Linked DNA regions of Homo sapiens: regions 1 and 3 are each linked to region 2. The links are chromatin loops, found by intact Hi-C in ENCODE. Cell type or tissue: heart left ventricle. All regions are shown on one strand.

What was found. Hi-C counts contacts between places; a loop is a spot of excess contacts. Peaks named below come from ENCODE experiments on the same cell type or tissue, not always from the same donor. Only the 100,000 strongest peaks of a DNase experiment are listed, where the experiment ranks them.
Region 1: it touches region 2 in a loop (2.7-fold over the local background); 8 of 110 quality-filtered maps call a loop at or near these places.
Region 3: a loop joins it to region 2, with 4 times the contacts of the local background. A loop is called at or near these places in 14 of 110 quality-filtered maps.

What each region holds. Positions count from the first base shown.
Region 1 is chr5:64,150,937-64,158,936 of GRCh38, reverse strand. No RefSeq gene overlaps it. Among named protein-coding and RNA genes, the nearest start is that of RNF180, 11 kb to the left of the region's middle. In heart left ventricle, no CTCF peak of the experiment used is centred here; no DNase peak of the experiment used is centred here.
Region 2 is chr5:64,502,974-64,510,973 of GRCh38, reverse strand. It overlaps RGS7BP (regulator of G protein signaling 7 binding protein), which reads right to left and starts at 4,959. Exons shown (of 6, transcript NM_001029875.3): 1 at 4,185-4,959; 2 at 3,097-3,263. The coding sequence starts at 4,349. In heart left ventricle, a CTCF peak has its summit at 4,401; DNase peaks (open chromatin) are centred at 4,513 and 4,903; H3K4me3 peaks cover 5,082 bases; H3K27ac peaks cover 1,044 bases; H3K27me3 peaks cover 1,167 bases.
Region 3 is chr5:64,224,891-64,232,890 of GRCh38, reverse strand. All of the region lies in intron 5 of RNF180 (ring finger protein 180), which reads right to left. Among named protein-coding and RNA genes, the nearest start is that of RNF180, 63 kb to the right of the region's middle. In heart left ventricle, a CTCF peak has its summit at 3,517 (motif pointing left); a DNase peak (open chromatin) is centred at 5,570.

The DNA.
Region 1 (8,000 bases), 350 kb after region 2:
TACTTAAACCACATTATTAGCTGTTGCACTGAGGAGAGGAATGGCTTCAACCCAATGAGTGAGGTGGTCTACTATTACTATTAGGTATTTAAGGTGACTTAGTGGGGGCATGTCAGCATAGTCAATTTGAATACTTTGAAATGGCCTTAATCTGGGGCTTCTGCCCCCAAAAGTTTGTTTCCTTAGGGCCTGTTTATTAGTTTTCTTACATATTAGGCAGCTGTCCACAACTTGGTTTACTAAGGTATAAATTCCTATACATCCATAGACTCTAAGAACTGCATCACACATAGCTTGAGGTCTCCAGTGAGTCCCTTGATGTAGTCGGGACAGGATTTCTCCCATAAGTGGTTTGGAAAGCATTTCCCTTTGGTCTGGTAACACCCACTACCCTTCTGAGTTTTCCTTAGCTACTAGTTTCTCTAACTTTTCCTTTTCAGCGGGAGAGAAGATAGGGATTGCAACTAGGGGAGAGAGACAGGGAGTCAGGTAGAAGATAGGTGCTTTTTGAAAGAGGGCAGCTTGTTTTGCAATTTGATCAGCAAGGTTATTTCCTCGGCTTTCAAAGGTAGAAATTTTCTGGTGCCTTGGGACATGCACAACAGCTATTTCTTCAGGTAATTGTAAGCTTTTTAAAACTTGAGTGATTAATCCTTTGTGGACAAGGTCCTGCCCTTTGCTGTTAATTAGACCCCGCTCAGTCCAAATTTTTCCGAAGGTGTGCACTACCCACAAAGGCGTACTTGGAGTAGGTATAGATGGTATCTTCTTGCTTTCATAAATATTTTAGAGCCTGATTTAACACAAACAATTTGCAAGTTTGAGCAGACCAATTATTTGGCAATCTTCCAGATTCTATTTCGGCAAGAACTCCATCTATGGCAAAGTATCCATTGTGTCTTTTTCCTTCAACCACCCGGGAGGAGCCATCTATAAAAAGATGACGTCCTGTTTCAAAAGGGGTTTCTCTTAAATCAGGTCTAACCTTAGTATGGTAGTCAATGAGATCTAAACAATCATGTTCAGGATCTTTGGGGTTTGGATTCCCAGTTAGGAAAGCAGCAGGGTTAAGGGCACTGTTAGTGGTGAGGGTGAGGTCACCTTTTTCTAATAGAATGGCTTCTTATTTTAAAATTCTTGAGTCTGTAAGCCATTTACCTGCCTTTGGGTTTAACATTGTTCTAACTTGATGAGGTGTGCTAACAATTCATTTTCCCCCAAAGGTTAGCTTTCTACTTTCCTCAATCAACAAAGTAGTGGCCGCTATAGATTGAATACATTTGGGCCATCCACAGGTTACTGGATCTAGAATTTTTGACAAAAAGGCCACGGGCTGCCAGTGGCCCCCATGTTCTTGGGTAAGCACTCCTAAAGCTACTCCCTTATTTACATTGACAAACAGGTGAAATGGTTGTTTGAGGGAAGGCAGAGCTAAAACAGGGGCAGTTATGGGTAAATGTTTCAATTCTTTAAAATCATTGACTTCCTCTGGGGCCCCACGGAGGGGGTGGGGTTTTTCTTGGTAAGCTTGGAGTCCAGAGACTTGACTTTTGGAGCATCTGAATCAATCCACAAGTGGCAATATCCAACTAGCCCTAAAAATTTTCTAAGCTCTTGTTTTGTACTAGGCAGGGGTAAGGACACAATTCCTTCAACTCTTTTGGGTCCTATTCTTCGCTTGCCTGCACTTATCAAGTGCCCTAAATACTTCAGGCTATACGAATTGGAGCTTCCCCTTTGATACCTGTAATCCCTCCCCTTCCAGGTGATTGAGAAGACTGATGAAGAAATCAGATCCTTGTTCTATGAGTTTCCCCAGACACAAGTATGTCATCTACATATTGGAGCATGTATATAGACTCTGGGACAGATATCTTCCCTAAAATTTGTTCAAGAATTTAGCCAAACAGGTTAGGAGAGTCTGTAAATCCTTGGAGCAGGACCATCCAGCAGTATTGTTGCTTCCGCCCTGAATGAGGATCTTCACATTCAAAAGCAAGTATGTCTTGGCTGTCTTCAGCTAAGGGACATGCCCAAAAGGCATCCTTTAAATCTATTACTGTAAACCACTGATGGTCATATGGAATGTTGCTGAGGATAGTATATGGATTGGGGACAATAGGGTGAGTGGTTTGGACTATTTGGTTCATGGCCCAGAGGTCTTTTACTAGTTGATATGACCCATCTGATTTCTTTACAGGTAATATAGGAGTATTATATGGAGACATACAGGGTTCAAGTAACTTATCCTGAACAAGACCTTCAATCACAGTTTTCAGGCCTATCCTGCCTTCTAGAGGAATTGGATATTGCCTTCTCCTTACTATTTCCCCAGGGGTTTTCAACTTTATATGAACTGGGGGAGATTCTTAGTTTCCCTTGGTTCCCTTCTTTTGACCACACATTGGGATGAATGTAACTTTTTTCTGTGGTGGTGAGCAGGTTCAATGAAGTGAAAAATCCTTCAGGGCAGGCATGCAGGCCTATGCCTAGTATTAACATCAGGTCTCTTCCTAACAGGTTTGTTCCTGCTTCAGGGATTAGCAGGAATTTAATACTGGCTGATTGATTTTTGTATTTAACTTTTGTTTCTTCTAAAACTTTGGCTTTAAATCCTTCCCCTTTCACCCCTGAGACAAGAAGTTCCCCTAATGAGCAGTTTATATTAGAGGGCCGATAGCAAACAGAGGAACCAGCAGCCCCTGAATCTATTAAAAAGGTGATAAGCTTATGTTTGGGTCCCACCTCTAAATTTATCAAGAGCTCTTGGTGGGACTTGAGATAGAAAAGACAGAGCCCCTGACCTCCTTATTCCTCCTTGAATGCCATGAGCAGAACAATTTCTTTTTCTTTTTCCCACTGGGGGCATTCTCTTTTGAAGTGGCCTGCTCTTCCACATTTGAAGCACCTATTCTATTCTTCCTCTCCCTCAGTTCCGGGATTCTTTGACGTTGCTCCTCCATACTCTTTAGAGGGCCTGGTAACTGAGGGTCCAGGTCCCCTAGTTGGAGGCTTGGGTCCTCCAAACAGGGGTTTGGACCCTTTATAATTCCTGCCCCACCCAGAGTCTCTGTTTAAAAACATATGGGCTTGAAGCCATCTGTTGGAAGGTGGATAGCATAAGTTTCATTTTTTGTTTTTGCTTTTCTTCATCTCTCCTCACACACTTTTTGGGCTTCTCCTAGGAGTTCCTCTATGGACTGATTTTTCCAGTTTTCTAGTTTCTGCAACTTCTTTGCTATGTCTGACCAGCTATTTATTGCAAAATGTAGCTTTAACATTCCTTGCCTGAGAGGGTCTTCTGGATCTAAATCTGCATATTTCCTTATTTGTTCCCTTAGTCTTTGTAGAAATTTCATGGGGCCTTCATCTTTTTCTTGTTGTATGTCAGGAAAGATTCAGAGTGAGGGGCACTGACTCTTGAGTTCCTTTAATTATCATTTCCCTGAGATCTTTCATGTTTTCCCAGTGTACTGCTTTGTTATTTTCCCATTCAGGATCTTGGGCCAGGAATTTCTGGTCTGCTGCAGGAACGTTTGGGCTGGGAGGGTGTTCATGTTCTCAAGCTGTCATAACAGCCCTGCGAACCATCGCCCTTTCTTTCCCTGAGAAGATACCCAGGATAGACATTAATTCAGCCCACGTATATAACTGGGGGCCTAGGAATTGATTAATTTGGTCTGCTACCCCATATGGGTCATCTAGCAATGGCTTAAATTCTTTCCTTAAACCTCTAACTTCTGAACTAGTCAAAGGAGCATTTACAAAGCCAATAGCTCCTCCTCCCTGGGGCACCTCTCTCAAAGGGAAGATAGTTGGAGCTGATTCCTTAGAGGTAGAGGGGAAAGGAAGATTTTGAATATCTTTTTTACATTGCTGTACTTCACGTTGTAGTCCCTTTAGGGAAGGATACTTAGGCTGACAAGGAGCAGACTCATGGGGTGGTGGTAATTCCCAAGAGTCAGATTTATAAGGGGGAGGAATAATAGGAGTAGGAGAAGGATCTGGGACTGGGTCTGGGGTGGCAGCAGCTGCCTGGGAAGGGGGCAGGTCAAGACGTGGGGAATTAAACAGGAGAAGGTGGTTTAAGAGGGTCCCAGGCATAGGGAGTCCTCTGCCTAGGGGTTGGTTTTACTATGCCTACTTTGGGGAGTGTGAAATCTGATGCTTCCCCTGCATTCTTTAGGGGAAAGAGGAGAACAGGTTCTTTTCTCCAGCAGAGAGCATAGTCTGTTTCTTCCTGCGCGACTGGAATTTTGTCATTCACATACTGAATTAAAAGTTGACAGACCCAAGCCTCAGCTGATCCATATTTTGGCTAGAAGATGGCAGATTTGAGGATGGGTTCCTTGGCCCAGATGAAACAACAATATTTTACCATCTGTTGCTTTTTCTTGTGCCTAGTCCTCTCCTTCTCCTCCCAATATTTTAGCATGAGACCTAAAGGACTGTTGGAGGTGATCTGACTATCCCCGTCCTTATCTTTCCCTGTTGTATTAGGAGTGTTTCCCATCTTGGAGGTTTTGGATGCTCCCTTGAGTGTGTGTGTGGTCCAACCTCTCTTACTAGAAATCTCTTGCCTTCCCTTTTCTCTAGAGGCTCACCCCCTTTACTGGAGGTTTCTTGCACTCCTTTCCATTCGCTTCGTCCTATCTGGCCACTTCCCTTGTGGGAAATTAGGTCCCTCTTAGTATTGGTGTGCTGGTATAAGCCCCATGGCAGGATCTGCCCTAAGCCATATGAGGTGACCACGGAACCGCAGATAGAACCCACTCACCCCACACAGCAGTAGTACTTATCACCATTCACACAAGCAGCACCACAAGCAGTGATCATTCACACACACTTTCAGCCTCCAAGATATCCCAACAACCAAGGAAATACTTTGCTGCCCCCTCTGCGGCTTTTCTTACCTTGGTCTGTGCACGAAGTTACCTGGTCACTGTGGTATTTGTAGGCAAGCCTTTCCTTCCCACATTGCTGAGAGTCTGGGTTTATTCATCACAGTGGGTGATGGCTGGATCTTTAGCCCCTGAGACCACTGCAGTGAGGCAGTGGGACGCATCTCCCCCTGGGAGATGACCAGAGACCCCTTCCTCAGAGGAAAATGGGAATCCTGGGCAGGCCCCCAAATTGTTAGAAACAAATATTTGGTGCCACAAAGTGAAACTAGCACTCAGGCAAAAGTTTTCTCAGCAAGGCAATTTACTTCTATAGAAGGGCGCCTCTTGCATGCAAGGCAGAGGCAAGGGAGAGCATGCAAAACAAAGGAGAGTAGGAGATTTTTATCTGTAATGCAGACCCTGTTCCTGTGTCCTCCCCTTGTGGGCTGGGGTCGGACCACACAATCTAGGCTAATTTCAATCTAGGGTAAACTAAGCTACTGTTGACATCATCAAAGGAGGCAAGGGTGGGCATTTGATGGGAAGGACAGGTATGGTACATCATGGGGTGTTTGGGCATAGCAGAGATAGGGAGGGCTGATAGATGAATGGGTACGATTACCTTTTAGAATAGAACAAAGAACCAGGAATTGAAACCCTTTGAAGAGGAACTATTTGTTTTTAACAACAAAATATGATGCCATCATCAATTTATTTTCACCATTTTCCCTCTATTTCTCTGTGCTGGCTTCCTTTTTAGGCAGAATCAGTTTATGTAGTGGCAAGATTGGCCACTAGTAGCTCCAGGCTTAAATTCATCCAGTTTAGCAACCACAATGCAAAAAGTAATATCTCTTTAATTCCAGCAAAGTTCTGGAACTGAGCTTCCAGTAGAGACTTGTACCACATGCTCATTCCCACAGAGAGAAGGAACTAGCAAGTTGGTCCTTTGCATATCATTTTCTCACCCATAAAACTGTATGTATGTGTAGAAGGGAATCAGTCCCCTACTCAGTCCACAAAGGTTGAAAGTGAGATAGGCATAGTTACCCAAATGAATATTGGGGTGCTGTTATCAAAACAAATGGAAATGGACATTTGACAGGCAAAAATAAAAAATGTTCAGTATAAGTGGTGAATGTGTAGTTAATTGAGTACAAAATAAAAGATTATAAAATGTCAGAGGGAGCCAGCTGAGGCTTGAATGATGGCAGAAATGGGTATGTAGGTTTTGAGATTTTCTTCAAAATGATCAGCAGCCCAAGAGGAGGAACAAAAACAGTAAATTGATGTGATTTACATGAAGTTCAGGACTGGAACAGTGAGCATGGTCACAGGACAAAAAGCAAAAGGAATAAAGGTGTCATGAAAGAAGAGCTGAAATGGCAGTCCGTGGGGCTCAGATTTGGCAGGGATGCAATAAGGCCACAGAAACATTGAAAAAGTAATCCCTGCATATTTGGATGTTCCTGCAGTAGAAAAGTCATGATGAGGGTGTCAGTCGAAGCAAATGATGGGAAAAGTCTCAATCATTTTTGGAGATTTATTCACCAAAGTTAAGGATGCTCACAGGAGATAGGTCTATGCCTTTCTCTGAAGATGATTTTGAGGGCTCCAAATTTAAAGGGGAAAGGGCGGGATATTGAGAAGCACACAGTTTTCACTTAAACAAAAGGGGCAAAGGAAAAATGTGGGGAATCTGCATCTTAACATAAGATAATACAGACAAAATGGGGTAGGGGGACAATCTGATACGCATTTGTGTCTGGCAGGCTGGGTGACTGCACCTGTCAAGATAAGCTATCAATTAGCATTGCCATGGTGAAGTTGTAACAGCTCACCAGGAATTTCCTTGCTGGCAAAACATGGGAAAAGTGGGTAGCTTTTCATCTTGTAGCCATTTTATTTAGGAATCAAAAGGTGGAGACAGGTTTGCATGACCCAGTTCCCAGCTTGACTTTTCCCTTTGGCTAAATGAGTTTGGGGTGTCAAAATTTAATTTCCTTTCACAGGCAGAAGATACTGGATAGGAGATAGTGCTAACATGTACCTCCTACTTGGATGGACAGTATGGCATGTGAAGATTCATACTGTGGACTTTTGCTCCAAGAACCACTGCAGGACCATACCAGGAAAACCTAAAGAATTCACAGATCTTTGAAAGAAGCACAAGTCACTGCAGATTGCATGAGACAGATGAACAACTATGAGTTTCCATAGTCTGAAAGGGGGAAAACCTGCCTTCAAACACGTATTCCCGCTGAGGAATCTGAAAATACAGATCACCAGAGAAGGATTTAACCTTATCTAGAGCTGGAATGGATTTAGGGAGCTGTGCAAAATATAAAAGTAAATGCAACAGTGGGAAGAGCCTTGTAGGCACTCCCATTCTTCACCTTGTGCGCAGGGAAGCCATTTCTGATTGTATTTCACAGAAGCCCTCAGGGAAGGCACTCAGCAGAATTAGGGAAGGGTCACAGGGTGTAAGAAGTTTCCAACTGAATTTTGCAATAATTTTAACTGGGCACTAACTTTTTTGACAGGATATGGGGGTGAATGGGAACTGCTGCAAATACAAGAGCTGGAGTCACAGCCAACTTTGTTGGCAGATGGGGAGGGGCAAGGCCTGAAAGCAGTGCTTGCTTGCTAAGTGGGGTAGTTTATGGCCTGAGGCAACGTCTGAGTTTCAGGAGAGCAAGCTGCCTGGATCTAAACTTGGCACTGTTAGTAGTGTGTCCAGAATTGGTGGGTTCTTTGTCTCACTGATTTCAAGAATGAAGCCGCAGGACCTCACGGTGAGTGTTACAGTTCCTAAAGGCAGCGTGTCCGGAGTTTGTTCCTTCTGATGTATGGATGTGTTCGGAGTTTCTTCCTTCTGGTGGGTTTGTGGTCTCGCTAGCTTCAGGAGTGAAGCTGAAGACCTTTGCGGTGAGTGTTACAGCTCATAAAGGCAGTGTGGACCCAAAGAGTGAGCAGCAGCAAGATTCATTGCAAAGAGTGAAAAAACAAAGCTTCCACAGTGTGGAAGGGGACCCAAGCAGGTTGCCACTGCTGGCTCAGGCAGCCTGCTTTTATTCTCTTATCTGGCCCTACCCACATCCTGCTGATTGGTCCATT
Region 2 (8,000 bases):
ATTGGTAGAAAATGAATAAATTCACTTACTCCTTCAAGTCCTGCCTTTCCCACACTTGTATTCCTACACAGAGCAAAGAATTGGTGCTTAAGCAATAGCCATGAGGCAGGTGTCTTGAGGAATGCATGGGGAGCCAAGTATTACTTTTCCTCCACCCTATAGCTCATACCCCTTCATTAAAAGCTACATATGTAGAAAATAATAAAGTTGACAAAAAACCAAGTGTTAATCACGGTGATGATGACAATACCTTTCTAAAAAACAATTATTGAGGTATACTTTATATGCCATAAAATTAGCTCATTATTAGTTACAATTCAATGACTTTTAGTAAATATACAGTATTGTATAACCATCACCATAGTCCAATTCTGGAACATTTCCATCATCCCAAAAAGATTTCTCGAGCTCATCTGTAGTCTCTACCTGCTCTCGCCTCCAGTCCTAGGTAACCACTAATCTACTTTCTGTCTCTATAGATTTGCTTTTCCTGGGCATTTCACATGAATGGAATCATATGACATGTGATGTTTTGTGGCTGGCTTCTTTCAGTTGGCATACTCTTTTTAAGGTTAGTTTATATTTTATCATGTATCCTTTATACGTAACACCTTTTTGAATGGCAGCATTATATAGAGGAAAAAGCATGAAAATCAGAAGCATGCAAACATGGGGCTGAATCAAAGCTGTGTCACTTCTTAGCTGTGTGACTTTGGGCAAGTTCCTCAATCTCTCTAGACCTATTTGTAGAATAAGAATAATAATCCCTCCCTCAGCTGAAAGGAAATAGCTGGGTTGTGATGACAAATAGTGGGCGCGCAAGAAATCCAGTTCTTCTCTCTAAATTTCGCCAAAAACCTTTGCTTTTCTCACTCCTGCTTCAAACTTTAAAGTGACTCCTACAGCCTCCCTACCAGCCTTCACATCAAGCTTGAAACAAGAACCCACATAACAAATGATATCAGAAACGGAATTCCGCCAAAGGGAATCACATCCTTCATTAACGGAGCCCAGATGGTGAGGAACTAAAGGGATTTCCTTCAATTATATTGCTGTCATTTTTTATAACGAATGTTAAATTGCATTTAATTATTATTGTAAGGGGGGAAATGTGTCAAGTTCTATCCTAGAATATTTTATGGAGTTGGTTTTCCTTTGGCAAGGCTCTAAGAACATCTTATTTTCCCACTAATTCTTATAAAACTGCCCCCATTAACATCAACACACAGATAACATGCAAACAAGTAGCAAAGAGCTAAAAACACCAGAGTAAATAAAATCCACCTCAAGCCAGGTACCATGGTGCATTCTTGTAGTCCCAGCTACTCTGGAGCCTGAGGCGGGAGGATTACTTGAGTGCAGAAGTTTAAGACCAGCCGGGGTAACATAGCTATAATACCTCTCAAAGAAAAAAAAAATCCACCTGAAATCCTCCAAACTCAACTTTTAGTCAATAGTTTCAGACCTTTTCTTTCCTGAACCTTCAGAAGACCCTGAATTTTGTGTGTGTCGCAAAATAGACTGAATCGAACTCCTTGTTCATTCCTCCAGCCCACCATCTCTGATTAGAACATGTTCTCATTTTGAGTTCCAACTCAGAGGGATCCTAAATGCAATCCCATCCTATAATCTAGGACACAAAGTTTACAGAGTTGCTACTCCTTAGCCTTGAGAGAAAATTTCCTGTCCTAAATCTGCTTTTCCTTTTGAATTACTGTTTATCTGTACTTCTAAATTTACCAGTGCTCCTTCACATTTCTGATTTTTTTTTTCTGTCTCTCTCCTTGTCTGAGATTTATCACAGCTGTATTTCTTCACCAAACTCCTGAACCACTTAATTCCCCTCCATTTCCCGGATTTACTTCTTGTTAAGAATAGTATAAGAGTTAAAACAGAAAAGGATAAGGCTTCTCAATATTTTTACTAAATAAAATATGGTTATAACATATTTTGTTTATCCCTCTCTTCAAGGAGATGAGTACAGCATATCATTTTTCATGATATAAAATGCCTGTGGTCAAATGTAAAGTAATTATTAACAGAGGCAGTATATGGCTTTCCAATCTTTATAAACTTTATAATCACTATACATATTATTGGAATTAAAGATGGCAAACAGTGATTCTTTCAAATAGGTAAATTAGATATACTTCCTACAAGTGATCAGCTTGTAACATTATCAGGTGAGTCTAATTTGAACTTCTGCTGCGATAAAGCTATACTCACATAGATAAACAGGTAAATACTATATCCAGACTGAACAAAGCACTTAAATTAATGTATTGATGTATTTGTATAAGGATTCCTGTGTTTCCTTGCTCTAAGTACTTATCTTGAAAATAGGAACTGTTAACAAAATCCATGGCTAACTTTTTCCCCAATATTAAGAGATGAAAGAAAGTGTAGGTAGGGTCCCAAGAGAGAAGTTTTCACATACTGAATTATCTCCTAATACAGGCTAGAAAAACGATAAATCTGATGAAAATAAATAAAAATTTGGGGGACAAAATCATGTTAGGTTTATTGAGATATGTGAATTTCCCCAATCTTTAAAAACTGTTCTTATGCTAAAACTTACCCCTTCCTATCACCACAGTGAAGAGAGTAATTTATATCTAAGACCTTATTTTAGGGATTTTATTTTAGGCGGTATCATAGGAATTTATCTCATGGTATAAATAGTTTAGTAAATCTGGGATTTGGGAAAGAGTTTTTCTCTACAGCACAGGCCTTTTGTTCAGCAGCAGATGACAAAATAATTTTGAGGCAAGATGATTTAACTTCAGTTTGATGTCCAGCCATCCACCCCAAATCTTATGCTCCAAATTCCAGAATGTGGCCAGAGTATTGAAAATTAAGTTTTTAAAAAATCATTTGATCCAAATCTTCTAAATATATATACATATATGCAAGAATGACACAGCCTTCAAATTATGGTTTGGCCTATAGTTTGTGTATAGCTCTCTAGAGAATTTCGATCTTAAGGTTAAAATCTCAAATATGTGGAGATCATGTCTGAGGACTTGACTACCATAAAATTCTGTCAGCATCCATGCATCATGTATATGGATTACCAAATAATGCCGAGTCTCCTACCCTGAGATGGCAGCCAATTTTTGGTGTGCCTGACGGGCCATTTCACAGCCTTTGGTTCTTGTCTTGTGCATTTCCGCCCGGAGTGAGGGGCAGCTGACCGAGACATCCCCAATAGAAATGACCAGCTCTCGGTACAGGGCCACTTGTGTGTTGAACTCTTGGACAAGCTGGAAAAGAAGTGAGTTTTTTTTTTTTTACCAAACATTTCTCATCAGAAAGTTTCCTGTTTCGGAGTACATAAACAGGGGCTTTCACTGACCCCTGAGTCAGCTCCCCAGATCTCCAGCTAAGGAACCTAGGAATTGTTTAAAGCAGAAGGCACCAAAATGGCAAGTCTCTTTGTCCAAGGCAAGTATTTATTTCCATAGGCAAGCCTGGCCATGGAAGCTCTATTTCCAGACCTACTTCCCCTCACCCTTTCAGACTCAGTTTCTGAAGAGCAAGAGAGCATATTTGGAGCGCTACCATGCCACTCCCAGGCCAACAGAGAATGATGCTGGGGACTCCTACATAGACGGTCCCCTCTCCTACTGCTAGGACATGGCTTTTAAGTTGCACGGCGGGAGGGGCGGGGGAGGCGACAGGTAGGGTGTAATAGGCAAACCATTCACCTTTTGCTGGGCCACTGAACCTCTCGGCCTGACGGCCTGACGGGAAGACCAGCTACAGCCTCTGCGCTGGAACCTTCGACCCCTCCGCAGCGCCCCGTGCGCTGTATTTGGGTTTGTTTGCTACTCTGTCCCCAGAAAGCAGCATCCCCACCTCCTCATCCCTCCCTCCTCCGTGAGCGAGCCAGTTCACTGTGTCTTTCGCATCCACCATTCTTCGAGGGGGTACAGGCACAACCTACAGCCGCTGATCCCCAAGACCCTTGCTGTCACACTTCTTTCTGCAGGGTTATTACGACCAGGGTGTCACCCTGAATTTGGGGGACTGCAGATTTAAAAATAGTGCATGTGCCACGTGATCGGCATTGAGGAGCTGAGGGTGGGGGAGTGGCTGGCACTCAGGCAAATGATTAACATACATGACTCCCCCCACCCCCTCTCAATTAAAAAAAAAAAAAAAGAGGCGCAGTTTTCACCCACCATCTTGCAGTCGTCCAGGGCTCGTTGGGTTTTGTGGGCGCTCTCGGAGCCGCTGCCCCTGCGCTCCCAATCTCCGCTCTGCAGCGGGGGCTTGCTGATCTGGAAGATCGAGGAGCGGGTGGACCGGCTGGGGCGCTTTTTGCGCCCATTCGGTGCAGAACTCATGCATACACATCCACCAAGCCGAAGCCGCTGGTGCAGTGCGCCCCGGCGCGGGCGGCCCGGTTGTTGCCCTGGGCGCCGCCGCCAAGCAGCCGGAGCCCGGACCTGAGGCGCGCAGCTCACAGTGCTGGGGCTGGCTGCGCGGGTCGGTAACCTTCAGCTTGAAGGAGAGCCGGGGAAGCGCTAGCTGTGCCGTGCAGCATCGCTTCCACTAGCAGCGAGGAAGGAGCGCGATCAAGTTCTGCTCAGCAGCATTGCCGACCCTGTCCCGGGAGCTGGGCGCTGGCGCGGGCTCGCACTGCCTTCCTCTCGGCATGGATTGCAAGGCTGGGCGAGAAGGAACGCGCCGCCCGGCGGTTCCGAGTTTCCATTCAGGTGGGGGAGCAGCTTTCAAAGCCTGCGCTGCAAGGTGGGGGGCGGAAAGGGGTGTCGCTCTTGCTTCAGTGTCTTCCCGCAGCGGCACTCGGTTCGTCTTTCCCCTCCCTCCACTGTCGCCAGGCCTGGAAGGACTGGCCGTCCCCAAAGCAAGCAATTGGCTCTAATCGGCTGCCTTGATCCCTCGTCTCTAAGGGCTTGTCTGTTTGAAGATCCCAGATGAATCTGTGGCGGGACTGGCAGACGCAGAGAATCGGTCCGGCTGACGTTGTTCGCGGGCCCGCACATTGATAGGACGGGAATACTAATGTGATCTGTCCATGCAACCCCCTTCCCCCTCCACAGTTTATGCACTTATCCAATCAAATCCCCGGGAACATCAATTGCAATATTACTTCATCTGCTCTATTATTAGAAACGAAAAGTGTCATCAGAGTGGAGCACATGCCACATGCTGGGACCTAAACATGGATTTCAAATAAGCCAGTGTGGGCTTGAGGCCCTCACCAACTGAGACTGAGACAGGGGCCACAGGAGGGAGTGAGGTTTTGCTCCAAATGGAAGACCTCTTGATAACCTAAAAGGAGAGCTTTGTTTCCCTGAGTTGTTTTGTTTTTATTTTGTCCTTGTTCATGGAGGGGGAAAGAGGAGAGCCAGTGAGGCAGAATGCACAGAGGCATTCACTCAGATTGGGCCTCATCCCCATCCCATTTCAAGTAGTAAAGCTCTTGGTCTTGCATTGCAGGGTCTCAGGACTCAGCTCCTAGAGTTCCCTTCCGGAGACTTGAACAAATAAGAGCCAAGAGATCTCCCTGGACACTCAAAATGACCTTCTTCTCACTTATGGGATATCAGTAACCCAGAGGCCAACAGAGGTGGCCCAGAAAATCGGGGATGATTCTTGTGTGAAAGGAGTGGGGGTGAGGCCCTCAGCCATTTAAGTTCACCCTTCCCACTGACATCTTCCTAAGGTTCTTCTGGGAGGAAGAGAGAGTGTTGTGGCATTCAACTCTAAGGCTCTAAGGATGCTTGTTCTCCTGAATGATTTGTTTGGAGAGGGAGATAAAGGGGTCTCCCATAGGAAAACTAGTTATGTATTAGTAATCCTAATAAGAACAGATTAGAGGTTCCTGGTCAGTCTGTTAAAGGGATATGGAGAGTACATAGAAAGAGAAAGCCTGAAATAGCCAGGAAGGTTAATATCCTAAGGAGGGTGGCTTTACAACCTTTTCTACAAGACAAGTAAATATAATGGGGTACTATAATAAGAGAGTTATTTGGTCTTTGTCCCCAGTCCCTAGGGCAGAACTCCTAAAACCCTTAGAAATTGCCTGAGTTATTATGATAAGCCATCTTGTCACCAGAAAGACCAAGCCTTGATTAGTTGCTTGCAACTTTCAGCCTCATCCCCCAATCTCAGGGGATAGGAGAGGAGCTAGTGACTGCGTTCCTCACCAATGGCCAATTATTTAATCAATCATGCCTACATAAAGAAACCTCTGTAAAACTCCTAAACAACAATAGAGTGTGGGGAGCTTCTGGGTTGTGGAAGACATCTAGGTGCTGGAAGGGTGGTACACCAGGAAAGAGCATGGAAGTTCCATGTCCTTTTCCCATACCTTGCCCTATGTTTCTCTTCCAGTTGGCTGCTCCTCAGTTGTATCCTTTAGAATAGACTGCTAATAGTAAGTAAAGCTCTTTCCTGAGTGCTGTGAGTCATTCTAGTGAATTACCAAATCTGAGAAGGTGGTTATAGGAACCCCTGAATTTGTCGCCAAGATGGAGAGAAGAGTTGGTAACCTGTGGATCCCATACTTGTGACTGGCCTCTGAGATGAGGGCAGTCTTGTGGGACTGAGCCCTTAAACCTGTAAATCTGACGTTAACTCTGGGTAGTTAGTGCCAGAAATGAGTTGTAGGCCACCTAATTGGTGTTAGAGAGTTGGAGAAGTGCTATTGGAAAAGACATCATGTATTTGGGTGGGAAGGAAAAAAAACCTAACAGATGGATCACTGAGTGGATATTTGGCTACATTTTTTTTTTTTCTGAGTCAGGGTCTTGCTCCGTCACCCAGATTGGAATTTAGTGACACCATGAGAGCTCACTTCAGCCTCAACTTCCTGGGCTCAGGTGATCCTCCCACTTCAGCCTCCCAAGTAGTTGAGACTACAGGCACATGCCACCTAATATTTTGTAAAGACAGAGTTTTGCCATGTTGCCCAGGCTGGTCTTGAACTCCTGAGCTCAAGTAATCCACACACCTTCACCTGCCAAAGTGCTGGGATTACAGGTGTGAGCCACTGCGCCTGACCAGAACTTCACACAAGCTTGAGAGTGAGTTTTCCCTATCAAAGACTAGAGAAAGGAGGCATCAGCTCTCAGGCCCAGACCTTGGTGTGCTGCTATCCTCCAGGTGTTTAGATGTCCCAGAGACTGAGAGAAAGGGCTCTTCTGCTGGTTGAATCTCCCCAAATATAAGAAGATAACAGGTTAGTGCTTAGTCAGCTCCCTGACCCTTTCTCTTTCCTGCAATCTCAATTACCTCCCCTCCCTTCCTCCCTCCCTCCTTTTTTTCCTTCCTTCCTTCCCTCCTTCCTTCCTTCCTTCCTTCCTTCCTTCCTTCCTTTTTTCCTTCCTTCCTTCCTCTCTCTCTTCCTTCTCTCTCTCTTTCTTTCATTCTTTTGTTCATTCGTTCATTCTACGGAGTCTCACTCTGTTTCCCAGGCTGTAGTGCAGACTTCTGAGTAGTTCCACAGACATGCCTGAGTTGGCCGCTCCTGAGTTGTATTCTTTAGAATAGACTGGTAATAGTAAGAAAAGCTCTTTCCTGAGTGCTGTGTCATTCTAGTGAATTACCAAATCTGAGAAGGAGGTTGTAGGAACCCCTTCCTACAACCTGAGCTGAGTGGACCACAGGCACGTGCCACCACACCCGGCTAACTTTTGTATTTTTAGTAGAGACAAGGTTTCACAATGTTGGCCAGGCTGGTCTCAAACTCCTGACCTCAGGTGATCTGCCTGCCTCAGCCTCCCAAAGTGCTGGGATTGCAGGCATGAGGCTCTGTGCCCAGCCCCAATTTTCTTTCTACTTAACGCGTGTAAAGAGAGAAGCAGAAAAACACATCAGGTGCCTGGGGTTTTGTGAGGGGTGAGGATGCTTGGGATGATGAAGAGGAAGATAACAGAGAGACTGAGGGGCTTTAAAGAAGGATCGATAATATTCATTTGTAGATGGTTTAAGTCCTGTGTTATAAACCTCTTTCACTGTCACTAGCTTAC
Region 3 (8,000 bases), 280 kb after region 2:
CAGACAAAATATCTAACTTCCATCTGTAAAATGGCAATAATAAAGTAAACACCTTACAGGCTGCCTTGAACATTGAGTGAATAATATATCCAAAGGGATTGGAGCAGTACCTGGCACACAGTAGACACTATGTAAATGTTTATTGTTTTTGTTACTACTGCTGTTATTATCTATCATTATTGCCATTCTTTTGACTCCCACGTAAAAATATTTTTGAAGTCAATCCTTTAGAGGTGGCATACCATTTAAGAAGGTTTATTCATTTTCATTCTTCAATATCAATCTTATGACTTTTGACAGACATTAGTCTAGTAACATAAAGGAGGAAATATTCTCCTAAACTTTTGAACAAACATGTAAGAGTTACCAAGCCTGGCTACACACTTGGATTAACCAGCGTGCTTATACAAATTGTCTGGTCACTTGAGTCCAGGAGTTCAAGGCTGCAGTGAGCTCTGATCACACCACTACACTCCAGCCTTGAATCAAACAAACAAAAAAACTGTCTGGGGCCTATCCCAGACTTATAACACTTACAATGTCTGCAGAAATTGTAAAAAAACTCCCCTAGTGATTCTGATGCAGCTGGTCCACAGATGAACATTTGAGAACCACTGCACTACACATTCCTTTAAGGCATAAAGAAACCAATCCAAAGAGATTAAAATATCCATCTCTTCCCTAAATATGTTCCTAAGGTAAATCTCTTTCAAAAGGCTAGAAATATAAACCCTTATGCTCTGCGACCCTTATAAAGGTGAAGCCATTACATTCTCAGTATTTATTACTATCTAATAGACAGGAAACGTCTGGCACTTAGTATGACAACAGTTACTATTAGGTGCCAATCAAGCAGTCAAAGACTTTTGACTTCTCAAGTGTGTAGTCCAAAACTGTAATAAAATCTAAGTGTTACTAAAAAGCAAAATAGCCTAACACAAAGACTGGTCACTTAAAATAAAGGAACATTTTCCTATAATTTCAAGTGTGCTAAGGGGAGCACTACTCTTTGACTCATAAATATCTGTAGTGGCTGCAAAAGCTTTTTGCTCTGGAACACTGCTTTATTTTCTTTCTTCCTTAAGCTTAACCCCAATAATAAACGCATTCACCTAATATAAGTGAGATGATAGCACTGCATCAAGGAGATGGCACAGAATTCTCCAGAGATTGCTGGTACAGCAAAATTCAGCAATTAGCTTCTGAGTAAGAAGAGAATCTTAAACATGTCACAACATACACTATTCCCCAAACTATTACTGATTAAAGTTTAAAGGCTAACTCAAACTTCTGGCTTCAATATTTCGCATAATGATTTGGGACCTATATAACTAACGAATTAACCGAAAGAGAGCACAACTCTTCCTTATCAAACTCAGCAAGTTTGTGGCATCCAGTTTTCATTAAATTTGCACCATTTGAGGATAAATAAAGAGTGTGTGGCACATATACTTAGTTTATTCAAAATAACATGAGGAAAACTGGATTTTCAGGGCACTTTGCTCATTAGTAAGTGTAAAAACCTCACACACACAGGCATCCCAAATGAAATCTATTGTCTTTGTCATTAATAAACCTCTAGTCTGTGAATGCCATTATTTCTATGGACTGAAATGGACCCTAGCAGTCTGAAGATCTTGGCATAGCTTTGTGCTACATATGTGTTATTTATGTACCAAGAAGATGTGATTTATTGTCTAATGTTTCTTTACTCAGATTGGCTCCAGGCAACACTGTGAGGTAGGTCAATATTATCTTTAGTGCCATACCTTTTACCTAAGCAGCCCTTGCTTTCATGCAGCTTTCTCTTTTCAGAGCCCACTGAACCTTTTCAAACAATGCCTTGTGCCTTTTACCTTTCTTGATCCAGCTCTGCCATCTAAACTTAATTGCCCTTTATGCTACTTAGGCAAGACCCAATGGACCAATCTGATCATTTATGTCAAATTATGATACTAATGGTGGATACATAATTAATGAATTATACCTCCTAGAACCCATACTCACTTTCAGAACCCCAAGAAAAACTAGAGAAGTGAATAATGTGGAAATTCCAAAGAAAGTTAGAGAAAACACTAATTTTTCTAGAAGCTGTCAAGACCTGTAAATAGTAGCTACCTCTTCTCTTTCAAGGTTGGCCTGACTCAAGAATTCCACCAAAACTATCTGTGGTAAGCAGAATAATATTTCCCTCCCCACTTCAAAGAGGCCCACATCCTAATCTCTGGAACCTGTAAATGGCAGTGGGGAATTAAGATTGCAAATGGAATTAAGGCTGCTAACTAGTTGACATTAAAATAAGGAGATTATCATGATTGAAGTGGGTGGGTCCAAGTGTAATCACAGGGTCCTTAAATGAGGAAAAAGAAGACACAAGAGTCAGAAACAAAGAGATGACATTGTGAGAAAGATGCAACCAGCTACTGCTGGCTTTGAATATGGAAGTTTTGTATGAGCCAAGGTTCAGACTCTAGATGCCAGAAAAGGCAAGAAAACAGACTCTCCCCTGGAGCCTGCAGAAAGAAATGCAATCCTGCTAACACCTTGATTTTAGTCCAATGACAACCATTTCCAACTTCTTACCTACAGAACTGTAATAAATGTGTGTGTTTTAAACAACTTAATTTGTGGTAATTTGTGACAGTGGCAATAGCAAATGAACATAGTATCAAAGTACACAGAGAGTGCTAGTACCTTCATTTCCTTAAAATACATGCTTGGCATTTATCTCACTGGATTATGCTGCTGCTTTATAGAAGTTGCCTCATTTGTATTTCCTACAGATTAGACAACCTAAATAGACTACCCATTGTTGTGGCTAGAGATAAAAGGAGAAAAATTCAGCAACCAGAAATAATTTAATGTACAATGCAAAAATATCTTTAAATGTTTTAATTGGACAAAAAAAGGTATAATTAGTGACAAGAAGTCATTGACTGGTGTGACCTTGTTCCAATCACTTTTATTGAAGAATAAAAGGATGATTTATCAAACCCAAGTTAAGAAACTCTGCTAAACATCAATGTATATGAATGGCTCACTGTAACCTACTAGCTAACATCATTTCACTCCTCTCTACCAGCACCCCAATTCACACTGAAGCACAATACCGGCTATTGATTTTATCCTGAATTTAGGGGAAATGCCTATTTTCAGAAAACTGCACATGCTACCTGAAACTTAAAACCAGAATAAACGATGTGTCTAACCCTAACCCTTAAAAATAAGTTATCCCAAGCATTAACCCAGAGTAGCTGTTTTATTCCCTCTGGACAAACATACAATAAATGTTCCTGAAAAGCAGTTTAGCAAAAGCATTGACAGATTCTTAGCTAGAGACAGATTCATAGCAAGAGAAAGCCTTACTATGATTCTCTAAACCCTTTATCATAAAGCACAAAATCTCTTACGTTTTTGGTTATCAAACGACTGAAAATATACCAATCCATATTCTACCCTAGTAAATGAAGTTCTTTGGTGGAAAACATTGATTGTTTTGCTCTAGAAGAGAATTTGGTGCCCTCTAGTGTTGAAAAACAAGATGATCCATTTCACCGTTAATAAACCAGCACTTCAGAGAGGGTCACAAAAGTACAGAATTTAAGAGCTAAATAGCATATTTCAGGACAGCACAGATATGTAATTATTTTTTAGTAGAAAGTTTTAGGCCAGGTGCAGTGCCTCAAGCCTGTAATCCCAGCACTTTGGGAGGCTGAGGTGGCTGAGTCACTTGAGTCCAGGAATTCAAGACCAGCCTGGGCAATATAGTGAGACCGCATCTCTACAAAAAATACACAATAACTTAGCTGGGCTTGGTGATGTGTGCCTGTAGTTGCACCTACTTGGGGGGCTGAGGTGAGAGGATCACTTGAGCTAAGGAGGCAGAAGTTGCAGTGAGCCGAGATCACGCCACTGCACTCCAACCTGGGTGACAGAGTGAGACCTTGTCTCAAAAAAAAAAAAAAAAAAAAAAAAGCAGTAATAGAAAGTTTTGGTCATGGATTATCATTCAATTTTTATTCTGATAGATTATCTTAAAAGCATTATTTTGAAATTGGGCCTCTTAGGTAAAATAATACTTGGCTATATGGTCTGTTGGAGATTTTCCCTCTGGCTTTACAAGGAGAACAAAGGTGAGTGATCTAAGCTTCTGCACCAAGAAATGAATAAAAAGGGTATAATATTAGGGTAATGACTTATAATGATTTTTTTAACGTTTTACAAAATACTGGAGACATAAAATAGAACAGAAAATAACATCTGTGATAATACTGCCCAGCTTAAGAAATAAAACATAATTAATAGCATTCCAGATTACATTCTCCTTCCCCTTCATAGATAACAACGCTCTCAAATTTGGCATTTTATTTTATTTTTGAGACAGGGTATTGTTCTGTCATCCAGGATGGGGTGCAATGGTACCATCATGGCTTACTGCAGTCTCAACCTCCCGGACTCAAGCGATCCTCCCACCTCATCCTCTCCAGTAGCTGGGACTATAGGCTTGCATAACCATGCCCAGCTAAGTATACATTTTTTGTAGAGATGGGGGTCTCACTATGTTGCTCCAGCTGGCCTTGAACTCCTGGGCTCAAGCAGTCCTCTTGCGTCAGCCTCCCAAAGGCTAGGATTTCAGGCAAGAGCCACCGTGCCTGACCAAATTTGGCCTCCTAATGATTGATGCTTACATATATTTTCAGTTTTCAGCCCTCTGACACTATTATATTGCTTCTAAGATTAAATATTAACTTTAAAATATTACTTTGTAAAAAGGAATCCCAGGTGATAATTACAGTTGGTATGCTGAGCCAAGGAGAGGATTCCAGGTACCTCCCAAGTTTGGGGGCACATGGAGGCTGATATTGTAAGGTCTCCACACGTGAGAGGAGTAGGTGAGATTTGCATCTCCACATGGGACAAGGCAGGACAAGGAAGCACTACCAGCAAGTGACTATGGTTTTAAAAATGGGTAAGGGCAGACATGGAGCAATGAGAGAGAAAAACAGGTTGGCAGTGTACATCTTGGTTGACATGGTAAATAAAACCAAATGTGCAGATTTATTTTTTATTTATTTATTTATTTTAAAAGTGAGATATTTCTTAAAAGTTTAGTGTACAAACAAAATGAAGGTACCTTCACATTTTACTACACATGTGCAGATAGTTTTCTTGGTGCACAGAGATAAGGCAGAATTAAGTTAGAATAAACATGTTCTAAAACTGACCTCCAGAAGAACTAGTCTTAGTCATTTCTTTGCAGAGTATGTGAACCAAGATTCGGGTTTGGTCTTTGGTGTTAGCACTGTGTCAAGGATCAGATAGAAAGTACAAATGGAGGGGCCCCTTTCTGAGGCCAGGCCCCACTGTCAGGGCATGTGGGGTGACCAAAGGCCAACAACCAGCTGAGGCTAAGAGGCTGCTCTGAGGAGGGCGGGGCTCCAGGTGCCTCTTGAACCCTTTGTTCGGGACCAGGACATGTGTGGCTGGGCAGCAGCCTTCAGACCCCCCACAGGCTGGTGCCCGGTACCCACAGCCTTCTGTTGGGTTGTCAGGCCCCTGCACCCATGGTGGGGTGCTGGGCTCCAGAGTTCCCTGGGACCAGCTGATCTCGTCCTTGGTTTTGGCCCAAATGCAAGCCCCTGGTCTCCTCCAAGTAACTTCCTTTCCCCAAGGCTGTCCAGGCCCCACCGCTGCCTGTTCCTTCCCAGGGCCTCCTGCAAGTCCCGATGCTGACGCCTCTCTGCCCACCTAGTTTGTGGCCGCTGCCTCCAGCTCTGTGTCTGCCTCCCAGCGAGGGAGCCGTGGTTGACGATCTCGTGAGTGTCTGCCCTTCTGAAGGGTACAGTGTGAAGTCTCGTCAGTCTCATTTAAATGCCTAAGCACCTCTTCAGAAACCAGGGAGTCAGCCGGGTTTCTCCATCTTTAATCATGTTTTCTAAAGGTTTTCTTGGCAATTTCCTGGCAATTTGCAAGACAGGACTTTTTGGTTGCCAACTTCCAATTAGCTTTAAACTTGCCACGATCTCCCAGGTCATCCCATCCATCGATGATGCTTATTACATTCTTCCTGATTTCCATGTGGCCAAATTCAATAGTTATTTACCCCAGGCTTGTATTTTGGAGGCTAAAGAACTCTGTTACCAGCTATATCTGTGCTGTGGCTGCTGTAGCAAAATATCACAAATGTGGCTTAAAACAACAAAAATTTTTTCTTTTTTTTTTTTTAGTATTTATTGATCATTCTTGGGTGTTTCTCAGAGAGGGGGATGTGGCAGGGTCATAGGATAATAATGGAGAGAAGGTCAGCAGATAAACACGTGAACAAAGGTCTCTGGTTTTCCTAGGCAGAGGTCCCTGCGGCCTTCAGCAGTGTTTGTGTCCCTGGGTACTTGAGATTAGGGAGTGGTGATGACTCTTAACGAGCATGCTGCCTTCAAGCATCTGTTTAACAAAGCACATCTTGCACCGCCCTTAATCCATTTAACCCTGAGTTGACACAGCACATGTTTCAGAGAGCATGGGGTTGGGGGTAAGGTTATAGATCAACAGCATCCCAAGGCAGAAGAATTTTTCTTAGTACAGAACAAAATGGAGTCTCCTATGTCTACTTCTTTCTACACAGACACAGTAACAATCTGATCTTTCTTTTCCCCACATTTCCCCCTTTTCTTTTCGACAAAACCGCCATTGTCATCATGGCCCGTTCTCGATGGTCGCTGCCTCTTCGGAGCTGTGGGGTACACCTCCCAGATGGGGCAGCCGGGCAGAGGCACTCCTCACTTCCCAGATGGGGCAGCCAGGCAGAGGCGCTCCTCACTTCCCAGATGGGGCGGCCAGGCAGAGGCGCTCCTCACTTCCCAGACGGGGCGGCCGGGCAGAGGCGCTCCTCACTTCCCAGAAGGGGCGGCCGGGCAGAGGCGCTCCTCACTTCCCAGACGGGGCAGCCGGGCAGAGGCGCTCCTCACTTCCCAGATGGGGTGGCCAGATGGGGTGGCCGGGCAGAGGCACTCCTCACTTCCCAGACGGGGCGGCCGGGCAGAGGCGCTCGCTTCATCCCAGACGGGGCGGCCGGGCAGAGGCACTCCTCACCTCCCAGCCAAAGGGAGGCTGGGCAGAGGTGCTCCTCACATCTCAGACGAAGGGTGGCCAGGCAGAGGCGCTCCTCACTTCCCAGACGGGGCGGCCAGGCAGAGGCGCTCCTCACTTCCCAGACGGGGCAGCCGGGCAGAGGCGCTCCTCACTTCCCAGACGGGGCGGCCGGGCAGAGACGCTCCTCACCTCCCAGACAGGGCGGCTAGGCAGAGGCGCTCACTTCCTCCCAGACGGGGCAGCCAGGCAGAGGCGCTCCTCACCTCCCAGACGAAGGGCGGCCGGGCAGAGGCGCTCCTCACCTCCCAGACGGAGGGCGGCCAGGCAGAGGCACTCCTCACATCCCAGACGATGGCCGGCTGGGCAGAGGCGCTCCTCACATCCCAGACGATGGGCGGCCAGGCAGAGGCGCTCCTCACTTCCCAGACAGGGCGGCCGGGCAGAGGCGCTCCTCACTTCCCAGACGGGGCGGCTGGGCAGAGGCGCTCCACACTTCCCAGACGGGGCGGCCGGGCCAAATGTGCAGATTTAGAATGAAAAAAAGATAGTTTTTCCTATGCGTAAGGCCAAAAGAGCTGAAGCCATCACCTAGTTCTATTCATCAAACACAGCTAGCACTAAGCTCAGACCAAAATGGTTAGTTCCAGTTTTCTGTGTGTGTTACTACTCTGAGACTAGCTGATGATTCTGATTTTTTCCCCTAACAAGCTGGCTTTACATAAAACTTAGCATCTTATTCCTTTTGGGTTGCTAGTAACAGAATGCCCAAGACTGGGTAATTTATTGAGACAAGAAAATGATTTTCTCACAGTTTGGGAGGCCAGCAGCCCAAGGTCAAGGGACCAGCATTTGGTGTGGTGAAGGCCTCCTTGCTGCATCCTCACATGGCAGAAGGTGGAAGGGTAAGAGAG